Regions from separate parts of the Homo sapiens genome. Here region 1 is linked to region 2. A link is a loop called in an ENCODE intact Hi-C map of the cell type or tissue named here. Cell type or tissue: Caco-2. All regions are shown on one strand. Each heading gives the region's core, and the rest is flanking DNA. Links, peaks and the distances in the headings are about the cores only.

Evidence for each region. Peaks named below come from ENCODE experiments on the same cell type or tissue, not always from the same donor. Only the 100,000 strongest peaks of a DNase experiment are listed, where the experiment ranks them.
Region 1: a loop joins it to region 2, with 5 times the contacts of the local background. A loop is called at or near these places in 3 of 110 quality-filtered maps.

Annotation. Positions count from the first base shown.
Region 1 is chr5:81,305,671-81,314,011 of GRCh38, reverse strand. ZCCHC9 (zinc finger CCHC-type containing 9) reads right to left here. Exons shown (of 6, transcript NM_001131035.2): 3 at 5,301-5,451; 4 at 4,974-5,066; 5 at 2,733-2,801; 6 at 715-1,468. The coding sequence ends at 1,350. It also overlaps a transcript of ACOT12 not described here. Among named protein-coding and RNA genes, the nearest start is that of ZCCHC9, 8.3 kb to the right of the region's middle. In Caco-2, for the core only: no CTCF peak of the experiment used is centred there; no DNase peak of the experiment used is centred there.
Region 2 is chr5:81,367,358-81,375,698 of GRCh38, reverse strand. It overlaps ACOT12 (acyl-CoA thioesterase 12), which reads left to right. Exons shown (of 15, transcript NM_130767.3): 3 at 3,889-3,949. Among named protein-coding and RNA genes, the nearest start is that of ACOT12, 23 kb to the left of the region's middle. In Caco-2, for the core only: no CTCF peak of the experiment used is centred there; DNase peaks (open chromatin) are centred at 3,978 and 5,858.

The DNA.
Region 1 (8,341 bases), core at 230-8,229, 62 kb after region 2:
AGGCTGTAGACTCTGCTCCTGATGGGACAGGTGAAATAAATCTGGGTGCGTTCGGACTAGATGACTAAGGCAGCATTACTGTCCTTTTCCAACTGCCTGGCTTGTGCAATTCCTTCTAAATAGCACTCATTTCCTTAAGCTCTGGGATGCTGAGCAGTATTTTGTCATGTTTTCCTCTCACACTGAAATAAAAGAACAGCTCCTATTAAGACTAGAACTGTCGAGTTGTGCAGAGATGAAAACAGAGAAAAGTGTTTCTTTTCTTATTTGGTAAATATTTTGCTTTTGAGGCATCAGTAACTAATCACAGCTGTTTCCTTTAGTTACAAATGGATTCAATCAGGTAAAATTTCAAATGAAACACAAAACCACTAGAGTCATTCCATTATACAGTACAATGGTAGTGTTAAGCCTTGTGAAATATATGTATTAAGTATGCATGAATTCATCAAATCAAACAAAGAAGCTAATGGGTCTCTGATTAGTGTTCTAACTCTATTATGGTGATACTTCCATCTTACTCTGACTCATCTAAAACATGAGAACAAAATGCTATTAAGTTTATTATACCATCTGTTATCTGCCATCATTCTGGTTAAGTAACAAAAACTGAATTTTGGCTAGAAGTTCTCTCTTGAAAATCAAGGGCAAAAAAGAGCTGCTGTTAAACTGAGATATTTCAATTTTAACTTCAGTAACTTGGAATCCTTTATGTCAAAACTAAAACAAAAACCAAATCCCTGTTTATTCTCATCTAGGATTCAAAAAAAATCTTGTTTCCAATGGGATTGTTACATGGATATTAACGAACAATGGATATTTCAATCGAGAATCAAGTATTCAGAAAAATTATACACAAAAATATTTCTATTGCTTAATAGAAAACATATTTTTATTCCGTACTTTAAAAATATAGACTTTCTAGCAACTTATAAATTTCTATTATAATAATAAATTGATACTTTGAGCCAAGAAAACAATATAACCAAAAATTCATTTGTTCCCTTTGTTTAGGGGTGTTTTACATTTATGCATAATTTTGCTTTTATAAAAGATGATTGTTACAATCAGGTATACAACTACTTGGTTATGTCTAAGTTCTGTCTCTTAAAATATGTTCTTTTAGAGAATTCATTTAATCATCTTATTCTTTTCTTCAATTTTCTCCAAACAGTGGTAGAAGTACTATTTGATAGACAGAATAAAGAAAATTGTTTTTGGCCACACCCAGATCATACTGATATCTACAGCATAGTCCTGGCTACAGGGGAGCTCAACTCTAACTCGTGAAGCGGGCCTGGTTTAGAAAGTAACAATGAGGTAGTAACTCATGATAGTGCTAGCTGTTATCAAAAATTAACAACTTTAGGTATTTTTGTTTTGGGTTTTTGCGGTTTAGGTACATCCAAAATTTCTTCATAGTCTGCACTCATTCCCTTTGCCCAGCGACCAACTGTGACCATTCGCTCTGTAAAGGAATAGAAAAATCAGAATGTTAGAAAAACAGTAATCAAATGCATCCACTCAGATTGTTATTGGTTTGGGAAAGGAACTCATTTTGATATGAATAATCACAAGGAGGGAAGACTCCATCACTAAAGGAAAGTGAGCAATTCTGTAATTGATTATAACCCTTGATTTCAGAGTACCACAGGCAATTTCTCATCCCAATTAGGGAAATGCAGCAACTACTTTGCAATGCACGAACTGATGAGAAAGCTCTTTCATTCTTTCCCAGAGTTCATCATTACAGAGTCAATGAATTCCAAGAGTCTGTAAACAGCAAGGCTTATGAAGCATCAGTTTTAAATGCACAAGATTCCACCTGTGAAATTATACAACATCTGCTTGTCAGTCTTGTCATTTGGGAAGTGGCAATCCTCCCAGGAGGGAGAATTCAAATTCCACTTCATCATTTCAATCTCACTGCCTACAATGTACTAAAGACTATCTTCTAGACAAGCTTGTAAATAAGAACTCTTGGTTTTCAAATTTAAATGTTAGGGATAGGAAGTAAGAATGAGCAGACTTATTTGCGTAGTGTTGTGACTACGTGAAATAAAAAAAAGTGCTCTTTCCATAAGAAGCACTGCTGGGCTATCCTACTGTCTTCTTGCTTTCCTTCACATAGGATTATCATTCTAGTCCAGGCAAACTAATGTAATAATGATCTCCACTTCCTTAAAAGTCTGCCATAGGTAGAGTGAACATCTCTGAAGTGTTTGATGAATAAGGCTGGTATTTCATCAGGAAGAAAATCGCCAGATACTGTGTAGATAACACATTTTTAATATTTTTGGTAGTTTCTGCAATCAACTCTGAATCTTTTAGGTACATACAAAGCAAAGCATACATAAGGACACTCAATATTAAGGCTATTGAAAGTTATTTCATATTTTTTATTTTCTCAGTGAATTCATATTTTTCTGTAAGTAACAGAATTGGCTCTATTATATTAAATTCATTAGTTAGCAAATATAAATGCTTATGAATCAGGTGTCTTATAAAGTCAGGGTCCCCTAAGGCTTACTGGTCACTTTTTTCCCCCAACTATTCAGTTACTCAATACTATGTGTGTCTATTGCTGACAGAGATTAAGTCATTGCTACAGTAGGAAAACAGGTTGTCTTAAAATCATTAGTATCCCAATTGAGTTATTAATAACAAGTGCAGAATAAAACGCAGAGGAATACTAATCTCACCCCTTCTAAGTAGAGGCCCAGAGATCTCACCTGAATTCTGACTTTCAGGGCAATCTTTCTTTAAATGTTCCACAGAGCCACAAAGTTTGCAACCGCCACCTATTGAAAGAGCAAAGCCACTGAATACCATCTCATACTTGCAAGGGGTTTTTAACATCTCAAAGCACTTTCACATCTTACTGGATCCTCACAACCCTGTCAGTTGTAAAGGTAGCTAGACCAGGATCATAGGGAGGTGCCACTATTCCTATTAATTCATTCTCCATTCCTTTTAACCTCACAGAGCACTAAATTGTACCCACCCACTGCTTCTTGCACCTGGCCTTGAGAAGTAGGAAAAAGAAATGAGATATGATGGAAGGCACTTGTTCAAGAGCTATTGCACAGAAGCCTGGATCTTAACAATGCTTAGACAATCAAGAGTCTGTGAACCCTTGGACCTGTAAACAAAAGATGTAAGCAGATGCACTTTCCTGAATAGCATGTCAGATTCTCAAACAGTCAATGGCCCAAAAACAGATTAGAAACTACTGTTCTACTGTACAGATCAGATGGGGGTAAGCATTTATGAAAGAAATAAAGTTAATTTTTGTTTCAGTGCCTTCCACTGGCCAGGCACCCTAACCCTATAAAAATGCCCACCTGCCTACTTTAAACAACATTCCAGGATTGTGAATTACAACACATGTGGTTTCTAAAATAAGTGTTTCACTTAATGATCAAACACTATTGCTTAATGGTCAAGCATTATCTTGATCATGCTCGAAATGTTAAGTGACTTAGAAAAATGACCTAATCAGATACAAATCTGGCTGAATTTTCTTTTTTTTTTCCCCCAAATCTTGACTTTATTTTTAACATAAAAATGCAAATGTGGAAACCCACCCTACTTTTCCCCCAACATAATGCTTTACCTCTTAAAAATAAAGTACTAATTCTATATACATCAAATGTACCATACAAAAATGTATCCAGTGTTTCTATTGCTACTAAAGTGTTCTAAATTAAAACAAATCGCAGAAAGCCCCTTATTGTAAACAAAAGATTACAAGGTATAAAATCAAGGCACACACAGGCAAATATGGCCAAATTTTCACATCTATGGGATCTACTCTCCTTGCTGCATTAATTTTTTTTTTTTTTTTTTTTTTTACAGCTAGTCACTTTGGTTGACCAGTGAAAGCCATTTTTGCTCACTAGTCATGTTATCTACCCAGTTTTATAAGCTCAAAACTGAAATGCACCTGAGCATTTTCCAGGCCCTGGCCTCTTTATATGCCATAGTGAAAGAGAAGCACTTGAATAATACATTTTAATCCTTATAAAAATTCTTTAGGCAAATACCATAATTCATCAACTCTAAGACACCACTGATTATAAGATGTATCATTATTGCACATACCTCTCAGAAAGAAAAACAGCTGTCAATTATATGGGACCCACCAACGGTAAGATACATTCTGATTTCCAAGAGATTAAAATTGAAAAACTGTGCATCTTAGAATCAATAAAATATAGTTTTATCATCTCCACTCTATAGGTGAGGAAACGGAGATCAGAGTTTGGTAGTTGGCCAAAGCCCCCCAGCTAGTGAGTGGCAGTGCTGGCGCTGTAACCCAAGTCTGACCAACTCCAAAAGCTATGCTTTTTCACTGGACTTCTCCAGGAGGGAAACCCAGGACATGACACAAGAAACGTCTAGAGCCTGATGGCACCAGCCATCACATTAACAGATAACAACCTCCGCCTTAAAGCTTTAGACCGCATAGACTTTACTGTGTGAACCTTAATTACCCGAGTTAAAGAGAAAAAAGCTACATGATCCCATACCAGACAAATAACTAAGAAAAAAAATTCAGAAGCAAACATTACTACAATATTGAATCATCTGTACCCACCCCTCCACCAAAATGATATGCTGGCTGAGGCTGAATATATAATACGATTTTAAAAACCTCATATTAGCTTGAGATATAATCTCTCTGCTTCTGTTATGTCTAAAAGTAGAAATGTATGACATAGTCTCACAAATGATGAAGCAAGCACAGTTGGAAATATACACCTTAGTTTTTTCTGATTTGTTTTATTAACATCTGAAGTCAAATTGCACAAAAAGCCTAGTACATATGATAGCACTTGATAAAAATAATGTAATTCTCAAGGTTTTGCAATTTATTCAAGAATTTATTCAAGAACTGTGATTGAGTGTAAATTAAATCACAACTGCACGATGACTCACCATTTCTGCTATATGAGGGTAACAGTACTTACCATCAGCATAGAGTCCTTTGGGATTATCAGGACAAGATCTAGACAGGTGCCCCATTTCTCCACAAACAAAACATTTTGCAAAAGGAAATTCGCCTGTAAAAATCAACAGTTCCTATTCAGTTGACAATACATATGGCAAGTCATAAAATTAACATTATTTTAAAATACTCTGAATAAAAAATATATTTACATAACTTAAAATTTAATCTCATATGATTTCCAAATACTAAGTGGCACACTCGTAACAAATTGTGTTAAAAAAATACCCAAGGTGCTATTTATTGGCTTTCCCCATGAACAAAACAAAAAACTGAAAGAAACACATACCAAGAGCCGGGTCTACTTTAGCCTTACACTTGGTTATTTCGTGCTCTGTGGACCCACACCTGTAACATATCCCAGTGCCCATGTCTTGATTTTCAAGGGCGGCGGGGCAATCTGCAATTCCATGACCAGGTTTTCTACAATGGAAACACACCTAGGAAAACAAAACGTAGGTTGGCACGCTGCAAAACTATACCAGTGACTTTATTAATTCTTGTTATCAAAAACATATTTAAAACATTTCTCATCTTATTAAGCTATTTTTCTGAAATCTCAATATTTGTAGAAAAAAGCTTTCATACGTTCCTAAACAACGAGATATCCTTTCCATCAGAGGGTTTCATTGCTTTTGAAAACCTCAATCAATAAATCCATAAATCTCAGGAACAATGTTATATATGTGGCTTTGTAGACGGCAATTGCTTAAATGAATTGAGCAAATATGGACTATTCATTTTATTAACTGGAATGTCTGCAGTAGAAAAATGGCATTTTCTATAGGAAATGGACAGTGGCTATAAAAACTGTCACTCAAAATTTGTATTTGTATATAATTATGTACTCAAAATTTTAAAAAATTAATATTTCTTTTAAAGTTCACATAATTGAATGAATTTGGGTCAGACATTTCCATTCAAATTATGATTCAAACCATAAGATAGATAGATAGATAGATAGATAGATAGATAGATTTTTTTTTTTTTTTTTTTTTTTTTTTTTGAGACGGAGTCTTACTCCATCACCCAGGCTGGAGTGCAGTGGCCCAATCTCAGCTCACTGAAAACTTTGCCTCCTGGGTTCAAGTGATTCTCCTGCCTCAGCCTCCCAAGTAGCTGGGATTACAGGTGTGTACCACCACCTGGCTAATTTTTGTACTTTTAGTGGAGACGGGGTTTCACCATGTTGGCCAGGCTGGTCTCGAACTCCTGACCTCAGGTGATCCACCCGCCTCGGCCTCCCAAAGTGCTGGGATTACAGGCATGAGCCACCACGCCTGGCCATAAGATATATTTCATAGCAAAAAGTATATCCTTGTTTTTTACCCTAAATACTTTTTTGTTTTTTGAGACAGAATCTCGCTGTCACCAGGCTGGAGTGCAGTGGCGTGATCTCGGCTCACTGCAACCTCCGTCTCCCAGGTTCAAATGATTCTCCTGCCTCAGCCTCCCAAGTAGCTGGGATTACAAGCACGCACCACCACGCCCAGCTAATTTTGGTATTTTTTAGTAGAGATGGGATTTCATCATGTTGGCCAGGATGGTCTCGATCTCCTGATGCACCTGCCTCAGCCTCCCAAAGTGCTGGGATTACAGGCATGAGCCACCACACCCAGCCATACACATTCTTTAATATTCAGAAATAGGTTTCATTTTTAGAATATATGCACAATACATTTTAAAGGAATAATTTATTCCAAGATGAATTATTTGGCTCCAACATAAAACTGAGCAATGGTTAGTTGTTTACAGAAATTTGAAGAATTTTTTTGCTGCAATAAATGAGAACATCAACCATAATCAAAGATGGCAGATATTTAAACTATTTTATTTAAACTGGAAAAAGATATACATATTTCTTGGATAATAAATAGTCATTTAATTATGTTTTTTCAAAATAAGCACAGGTTTTTTTAAAAAGCAAATTCAACCAGCAAAATAAAACATTTATTTTGCAACTGTCCTTTTTTTCCTACTTAATAAAATATTGAAAAAGAATGAGTCCCTTTAAATTCTTCAGTAACTTGTACATTTAGAATGAGCTGGTCCAAAAAAAAGAAGCTGTATTTATTATACAAATGCAGGAAAAGCTACTGCTAAAACCTGCATCACCACCATAAGAAGTCTTGGCTTCTTGGTGAAGTCAAGGTGGTCTCTACTAAGCTGAGACTACTGCCTTAGTTCACTGCCTTCTCTTTTAAAACCTAATCATCACCTAATACAACATTTTTGAATGGTCCTTAAGTTTAATGTAGATGGGATTGTGAAGCACTGATTGTAAATTTCTATAGCATATCATTTTATTAGCATTTAAGGACCGATGCTTAGTATAAGGTATTAAAAAAATACCAAGGAAGTAAATTTAACAACAGGTCATAACAAGCCATATACTATTTATATAGCACTCCCCTTTTTAAAAAACAATATCCTTCCCCACTTAATTACAAACATAATGCTTTTCTTAAGCGGTCATAACAGTAAATGTTTTCAAATGGTATGTGATTCACCATACCGCCTATGTCAACTAAACTAAAATGACTTAAAATATTTAAAAATCGTTAACTTACACAAAACTCTATCCTGATACCAACAGAAATGTTATCCTTTCTATTCAAATTTATCCATAAGGAATGTTTCATCAGTATTATCTCTAAATAACTATCTTTAAATATAACAATGCATAGACTAATCTTGCAAACAGCCAAAAGACACATTTATAGAGGCTGTTAACATTTTAAGCCTGCAATGGTGCAAACAGTGCTCTACATATAGTAATACTAATAAAAAATAAAAGTATAATAACTAGCAACAAGTCCTCATTCTTATGAAGTGGTGTACTAGGAGGCTTGGGAAACTCACTTAGAGAAGGGAAATAATTATACCAAGTATTTCATCCCCTTTGCCTGACATACTTTAAAATCTAGGGCTAGGCATTAGAGAAAGAAACCTGCTGCCCCCAGCATTCTTCTGAATGTAATATGGGGGAGGGAGGAAGCAATGACTAGGGAGTCTCAAGGACTTTCAATTCTGCTATTACTCTGCTCTAACTAGTATGACTCCTATGTATCTCTTTCCTGTGCTTCAGTATTTCATAGATAAAGAACATCCTTTCCAAGTAATAGGGACCCACACACATTTAACCTGTTCTACTTCATCTTCTTCATAATTTTGACATTTTCTCAATGCTAATTTGAAAAAGGGGCTATTGGAAGGTGAGGATAGGTTTTGGTTTTTTTGGAGGACGAACTCTCGTTTTGTCACCCAGACTGAAATGCAGCGGTTGATCACATGGTTCACTGTAGCCTCGACCTCCCAGGCCCAATCCTC
Region 2 (8,341 bases), core at 244-8,243:
AGAAACTAGGATGCAACCCCTGCTTTTTTTTTTTTCTTTCCATTTGCTTGGTAAATATTCCTCCATCCCTTTATTTTGAGCCTATGTATGTCTTTGCACGGGAGATGGGTCTCCTGAATACAGCACACTGATAAGTCTTGACTCTATCCAATTTGCCAGTCTGTCTTTTAATTGGGGCATTTAGCCTGTTTACATTTAAGGTTAATATTGTTATGTGTGAATTTGATCCTGTCATTATGATACTAGCTGATTCTTTTGCCTGTTAGTTGATGCAGTTTCCTCATAGTGTCAATGGTCTTTACAATTTGATATGTTTTTGGAGTGGCTGGTACCGGTTGTTCCTTTCCATGTTTGGTGCTTCCTTCAGGAGCTCTCGTAAGGCAGCCCTGGGGGTGACAGTGTCTCTCAGCATTTGCCTGCCTGTAAAGGATTTTATTTCTGCTTCGCTTATGAAGCTTAGTTTGCCTGGATATGAAATTCCGGGTTGAAAATTCTTTTCTTTAAGAATGTTGAATATTGGCCGCCACTCTCTTCTGGCTTGCAGGGTTTCTGCAGAGAGATCCGCTGTTAGTCTGATGGGCTTCCCTTTGTGGGTAACCTGACCTTTCTCTCTGGCTGCCCTTAACATTTTTTCCTTCATTTCAACCTTGGTGAATCTGACAATTATGTGTCTTAGGGTTGCTCTTCTCAAGAAGTACCTTTGTGGTATTCTCTGTGTTTCCTGAATTTGAGTGTTGGCCTGTCTTGCTAGGTTGGGGAAGTTCTCCTGGATAATATCCTGAAGAGTGTTTTCCGACTTGGTTCCATTCTCCCCATCACTTTCAAGTATACCAAACCAACGTAGATTTAGTCTTTTCACATAGTACTATATTTCTTGGAGGCTTTGTTTGTTTATTTTCATTCTTTTCTCTCTTATCTTGTTTCTCACTTTATTTCATTAAGTTGATCTTCAATCTCTGATATCCTTTCTTCTGCCTGATTGATTCAGCTATTGATACTTGTTTATGCTTCATGAAGTTCTCGTGCTGTGTTTTTCAGCTCCATCAGGTCATTTATGTTCCTCTCTAAACTGGTTATTCTAGTTAGCAATTCCTCTAACCTTTTTTCAAGGTTCTTAGCTTCCTTTCATTGGGTTAGAACATGCTCCTTTAGCTTGGAGGAGTTTGTTATTACCTACCTTCTGAAGCCTTCTTCTGTCAATTCATCAAACTCATTCTCCATCCAGTTTTTTTCCCTTCCTGGCACGGAGTTGTGATCCTTTGAAGGAGAAGAGGCATTCTGGTTTTTGGAATTTTCAGCCTTTTTGCGCTGTTTTCTCCCCATCTTCATGGGTTTATCTACCTTTGGTCTTTGATGCTGGTGACCTTCAGATGAGGTCTCTGAGTGGATGTCCTTTTTGTTGATGTTGATGCTATTCCTTTCTGTTTGTTAGTCTTCCTTCTAACAGTCAGGCCCATCTGCTGCAGGTCTGCTGGAGTTTGCTGGAGGCCCACTCCAGACCCTGTTTGCCTAGGTATTCCCAGCAGAGGCTGCAGAACAGCAAAGATTCCCTCCTGTTCCTTCCTCTGGAAGCTTTGTCCCATAGGGGCACCTGCCAGATGCCAGCCAGAGCTATCCTGTATGAGGTGTCTGTCGGCCCCTACTGGGAGGTGTCTCCCAGTCAGGATACACGGGGGTCTGGGACCCACTTCAGGAGGCAGTGTAGTCCCTTATCAGAGCTCGGACGCTGTGCTGGGAGATCTGCTGCTGTCTTCAGAGCCATCAGGCAGGGACATTTAAGTCTGCTGAAGCTGCGCCCATAGCCACCCCTTCCCCCATGTGCTCTGTCCCAGGGAGATGCTGCCTTTTTTTCAGAGATGCCCTGCCCAGAGAGGAGGAATCTAGAGAGGCAGTCTGGCCAGAGCAGCCTTGCTGAGCTGTGGTGGGCTTTGCTCACTTTGAACTTCCTGGTGGCTTTGTTTACACTGTAAGGGTAAAACTGCCTACTCAAGCCTCAGCAATGGTGGACGCCCCTCCCCTCACCAAGCTCGAGCATCCTAGTTTGATCTCAGACTGCTGTGCTGGCAGCGAGAATTTCAAGCCAGTGGATCTTGGCTTGCTGGGCTCCGTGAGCGTGGGACCCGCCAAGCCAGACCACTCGGCTCCCTGGCTTCAGCCCCCTTTCCAGGGGAATGAATGGTTTTGTCTTGCTGGTGTTCCAGGTACCACTGGGGTATGAAAAAAACACTCCTGCAGCTAGCTCGGTGTCTCCCCAAATGGCCGCCCAGTTTTGTGCTTGAAACCCAGGGTCCTGATGGCCTAGGCACCGGAGGGAATCTCCTGGTCTGCGGGTTGCAAAGACCATGGGAAAAGCTCAGTATCTGGGCCAGAGTGCACCATTCCTCACAGCACAGTCCTTCATGGCTTCCCTTGGCTAGGGGAGGGAAATCCCCTGACCCCTTGCACTTCCCTGGTAGGGTGATGACCCACCTTGCTTCGGCTCACCCTCCATGGGCTGCACCCACTGTCCAACCAGTCTCAATGAGATGAACTGGGTACCTCATTTGGAAATGCAGAAAAATCACCCCCCTTCTGCATCGATCTCGCTGATAGCTGCAGACTGGAGCTGCTCCTGTTCGGCCATCTTGCCAGCAAATCCCATGGTGCCTGATTTACACACAACATTCAGTAGAGAGTAGTCATTGTTATTAGTATGGCCACACTGAGAAACATTAAATTTCATTTAATTAATGACAGGGATTTTTTATTGTTAATGAATTATCAATAATTCCTTGGTAATCTTTTGGGCTTTATCTATTTACATCCCAGCATCCCAAGGAAAGATTGGTCTCCTTGAAGTCAGTAGTTTTGTCTTATTCATCACTGTATCTTTAGACCTGGCTTAATGCCAGGACTACTCAGTAAAATGCCAATTAACTCAGTAAACATTAGTGAAATGTATAAGTCAGAAAAATAAACGATGTTTTTAGGAAGTTTGAATTGAAGAAAAGAAAAGCAACTTGAGATAGAATAGGTTTGAGAGAAAAATTTTAGAAAGGAGAAGCTTTGAGCATTGTCATAGACTGATGGAGATTCAGGGAAGAGGCAGAGATTGAAGGCAGAAAAGAGAACAGAGCTGATGAGGCAGAGCCAACAAGGGAGGGGACAGGGCCACTGGAGGATGGGACCAATGGCACAGGTAAAGAAAGAGATTAGGTCTCAAGAGATCCCTCTTTCCCTGAAACAGAAGAGCAAAGAGAAAGGTGCAAATGCAGTTTAACATTGAAGTTAAGGAAGAAAAATCCAGGGGGCTTCTATTGGGTTACCTCTTACCTTCTGCTAAGGGGAAGGAATTAGAGCTGACTGAAGGGCCTGAATACAAAAGTTTTGGAACAACTTCAGGTTACATGATCGAAGTTTCAATAATAGTAGGAAGTGAGTAGACCACCTAGCATCATTGAGGGCCCATACAAACCTACTGAAGCTGATCAGTTTGCTTGCTTGCCTTTTTGTATATTTGTCCATTTATGTATTAACTAACATTCAAAAATAAATACCAGCTGTATAGATTTGCTGGTGTATTTTCCTTAACTTCTCTTGGGGAAACAGCTGCTGTATAGTCAGTATGTGTTGCCGATTTGGAGTCATGTCGCACACTATCTCTGCAAAGTCTCTTTTCTGTTTAAATATTGGTGGTCCGCTAACACCATAAGTGTGGTTTACAGTTATCGGCCTTTGTTTTTAAGTGTTGTCTTTTTCCATTATCATTAACCTGAATTTCGCATGCATGAAAATTATCAGCATGATAAGGTGGAACTGCTTTATGGCATGCATTTAAGTAATCTTTAAGTCTTATCTGAAATGAAATGTGCTAAAACTACTGAGGTTTTTTTGTTTGTTTTTCCCTAGAGTTGGACAAGTTATAACCATCAAAGCAAAAGTTACTAGAGCATTCAGCACAAGCATGGAGGTAAGAGGCACCTTTTCAAACATCTGCCTGTTGGTGCTCACTTCTTCATTGTTTACAAAGGGTAGAGCAGGAGGCCTAGACTAATATTTGGAGTTAGTGAGATTCTCTATTTCAGAAGGCTCTGGAATGTGTAGTCAGGTCACAGGTAAATAATAAGCAGCAGATGTTTCCACTGTTTCCCAGCTAAAATTCAACATGGCCAGGCATGGTAGCTCACACCTATAATCCCAGCACTTTGAGAGGCTGAGACAGGAAGATCACTTGAGACCAGGAGTTCCACACCAGCCTGGGCAAGATAGCAAGACCCAATCTTTAAGAAGAAAAAAAAAAATTAGCCAGCACAGTGGTAAGTGCCTGTAGCCCTGGGTACTCAGGAGACGGAGGTGGGCGGATTGCTTGAGCCCAGGAGTTTGAGGCTACAATGAGCTTTGATTGTACCACAACATTCCAGCCTGGGTGACATAGCAAGACTTTGTCTCTTAAGAAACAACAACAACAAAAAAAACCAACACATTTAAACATGATACAGTACACTATTTCTACATAGAAGGATATACAGAAAGTAAACCTGCAAGAGAAAAGGACAGTCTTAATTCTTTATAAAGCATGGTTTTTATTTCTTAATTATGCTGACTCTACTATTATTCTAATTCTGTTTGTTCTCCATCCCCTCAACCTCTGACAGAAACTAGTCCCATGATTAACTAGTTTTTTAAAAGCAGGATAACTGGACTTTAGTAAGAAGGTAAATTTAGAAGATTTTTATTCTGCATCCACTTGATTTTATTTTCTCTACCATTGTGAATACTGGATTCTCAGGGGCTCTTGAGATCTCCATTCAGGTTAAATTAGCAGGAAAGGAGTTGCTGGATCTCATATTGTACCTCCCAGGTTGCTCAGGATCAGTCCCTTCAATCTCTGGGCATGAAGACATGGAAGAGTTTGTATTCATTTGTTAGGGCTGCCGTAACAAAGCACCACAGACTGGGTGGCCTAAACACAGAAAAGTAGTGTCCCACGGTTCTGGGAGCTAGAAGTCCTACATCAAAATATGGGCAAGGATGGTTTCTCTGAGGGCTGGAGGGATAATCTGTTCATGCTGCTCTCCTACCCTCCCATGGCTCTCTGTAGTCTTTGGTATTTCTTGGCTTCCACTGCATCACCCGATCTCTGCCTTCATCTTCACGTGTTCTCCTTGTGTGGGTGTCTGCTTCCAAATTTCCCCTTTTTATAAAGATATCGGTCATATTGGATTAGGGGCCTGCCCCACCGCAGTCTGGCCTCATCTTAACTAATTACATCTGCAACAGTGCTATTTCCACATTTACATTCTAAGGTACTGGGGGTTAGGACATAAGAATTTGGAAGGGGGAACACAGTTCAGTTATAACAACTGTTTTGACAGTAACCATGCCATTGGTGGTGGCTTTACCCTGATGTGGTCACTTTCTTTTTTTTTGTTTTTGCTTTTGTTTTTGAGACAGAGCCTCACTCTGTTGCCAGGCTGGAGTGCAATGGCAAGATCTCGGCTCACGGCAACCTCCGCCTCCTGGGTTCAAGTGATTCTCCTGCCTCAGCCTCCCGAGTAGCTGGGATTACAGGTGCATGCCACCACTAATTTTTGTATTTTTAGTAGAGATGGGGTTTCACCATGTTGGCCAGGATGATCTCAATCTTCTGACCTCATGATCTGCCCACCTTGGCCTCCCAAAGTGCTAGGATCGATCACAGGCGTGAGCTACTGTGCCTGGCTGATGTGTTCACTTTCTAGCAGTATCCAAATAAGCAGAATACAAAGCACTTGAAGAAAGCAGAAAGGAAATGTCGTGAAGAAAACAAGCTCTGTCAGCAAATGGTGTTTCTGGAGCGTTTATTCAACTGTGGGGCTCTTAGCCTTTGCACACAGGAGCCTCTGGGCTTGGCCTGTCTCCTGAGGGCCACACATTCTCCTGATAGACAGTCCAAATATAGATAAAACCTCCTTTACATTTCTCCTTTTCCTCCTCTTCCCTAAGACAGGCTAGAATTTCTAAAGGAGGCTTATCTAAAAGCTAAGAAAACAAAAGTAAAACCCAGTGAGTTTGAAACCACAGATTTCTGATGCTGGGGAAAGTAAACCCTAGCCTCCACTGACTTTCCAGGCCTGATCCGCCGTGCAGAATTTTGTTCTCTTTCATCTTCTGCAAATCATGACCAGGCAGCCTCTAAATTTTGTCATACTTTCTACCACCTGGTAGAAATTTCTTGGATTTTTTTCCTTAAATATAGATGCCAACTAAACATTTTTATTTTTACTTTTTCAAACTGGACATGTCCTTTAGCGTCTTCCTGTTCAATTTCAGTTTCCTGCCACAACTGAGGCCAGCCCTCTGCTAATTTGCTGAGCAGAAATAAATGACTGACTTCTCCCTGAATCCAAAGCAAGCAGGAACTCTGCTCTGTGCCAAACCTACTTCCAGGGGATTCTCAGACTCTACTGATCAGTCTCTTCCCTCTTCCCACCTCTGGAAGGTGTGTGATGCATTACTATTAATAGATGATATTGTCTCATTTGCACTAAGAGCACATTATATGAGTGTGAGTTTTTTTTTTTTTGTCCTTAGAATATGTCTTTAAGAATCAGTTTTATTGAGATATAATTTACAACATTAAAATTCTCCCATTTTAAGTATACATTTTGCTGAGCTTTGACAAAGTTATACAGTTGGATCACCACCACTGTAATATACAACGTTCCCATCACTACACGAAGCCCCTTTATGCCCCTTTGCAATCAGCTCTCTCAGACCCCAGCTTGTGACAACCACTCATTTACTTCAGGTCAGTACCCTTTTTTTTTTCTTTTTTGCCCTTTACTGTATTTTGTATAAATGGAATGATATAGTATATATAATTTTTGTGTCTAATTTATTTTACTTAGCATAATATATTTGATTTCTGCTGTTGGTTATTATATTATTCTCATTCTATTTATTTTGGGTTTAATTTGCCTTTCTTTTTCTAGTGTCTTAAGGTAGAATCTTGGGAAATTGATTAAACTTTTCTTTTTTTCAAATATAAGCATTTAAGATCGTAAAATTTTCTTCAATATATTGCTTTACCTGCATCAAAATATGTCCTTTTTTTCTTGTAAATTCTTCCCTGACCTCTAGTCTGTCTAGATGTGTGTTGTTTAATTTCCAAATCTCTGATGATTTTTCCAGATACATCTTTATGTTTTTGATTTATAATTTAATTCCTTTGCAGAGAGAGAACATAATTTGTATAATTTCAATTATTTTAAATTTATTTAGACTTTTTTAATGACCCAAAATATGGACTATTTTGGTGAATGTTCTATATGTGCTTGAAAAGAATGTGTTGCTTATAGTCAATGAAGTATTCTGCAGATGTCAGTTAGCCTAACTTGGTTCACAGTGTTGTTCAAGTCTTCTGTATTATTATTATTATTATTTTTTGAGATGGAGTCTTGAACTGTCTCCCAGGCTGTAGTGCGGTGGTGCGATCTTGGCTCCCTGCAAGCTCCGCCTCCCGGGTTCAAGTGATTCTCTTGCCTCAGCCTCTCAAATAGCTGGGATTACACATGTGCACCACCACGCCCAGCTAATTTTTGTATTTTTAGTAGAGAAAGGATTTCACCATGTTGGCCAGGCTGGTCTTGAACTCCTGACCTCAGGTGATCTGTTCACCTTGGCCTCCCAAAGTGCTGGGATTACAGGCATGAGCCACCGTGCCCTGCCAGGATTCTTAACTCTTCCTGATGTTGTGACCCTTTTATCATTATGAAGTTTGCCTTTTTATCTCTGGTTTTTGTTTTAAAATCTACTTTGTCTGACATTAATTTAGCCAGACAAGCTTTCTTTGGTTTAGTGTTTTTTTCCCCATCATTTTTCTCTTAACCTGTCTTTTTGTACATGTAAGTGGGTTTCTTATAAACAGAATATATTTGGATGCTATTTTTTTATTTATTCTAACAATCTCTGCCTTCTACCTGGAGTATTTAAACTATTTACATTTGATTATCTATATGGTAGAGTTGAAATCTATCATCTGGCTGTTTGTCTTCTATTTCTTCCATCTGTTCTTTGTTTCTTCCTGTCCCCATCTTTTCCTGCATTTTTTAGAGCAGAGTAATTTTTAGTAATCCATTTTATCTCCACTGTTGGTGTTTTAACTATACATATTTGTTTTGGTTTTAATGTTTTTCTCGGGTTTGCAATATGACTACTTAACTTATCTGAGACTACCTTCGAATAATATAATATCCCTTTGAGTATAGTGTAATAACCTTATAACAGTACACACACTTCCCTTCCCATGTCCCAGCCTTTGTGCCGTTATTGTCATGCCTTTTACATGCACATATGTAGGAGGTAAACCCTACAATACATA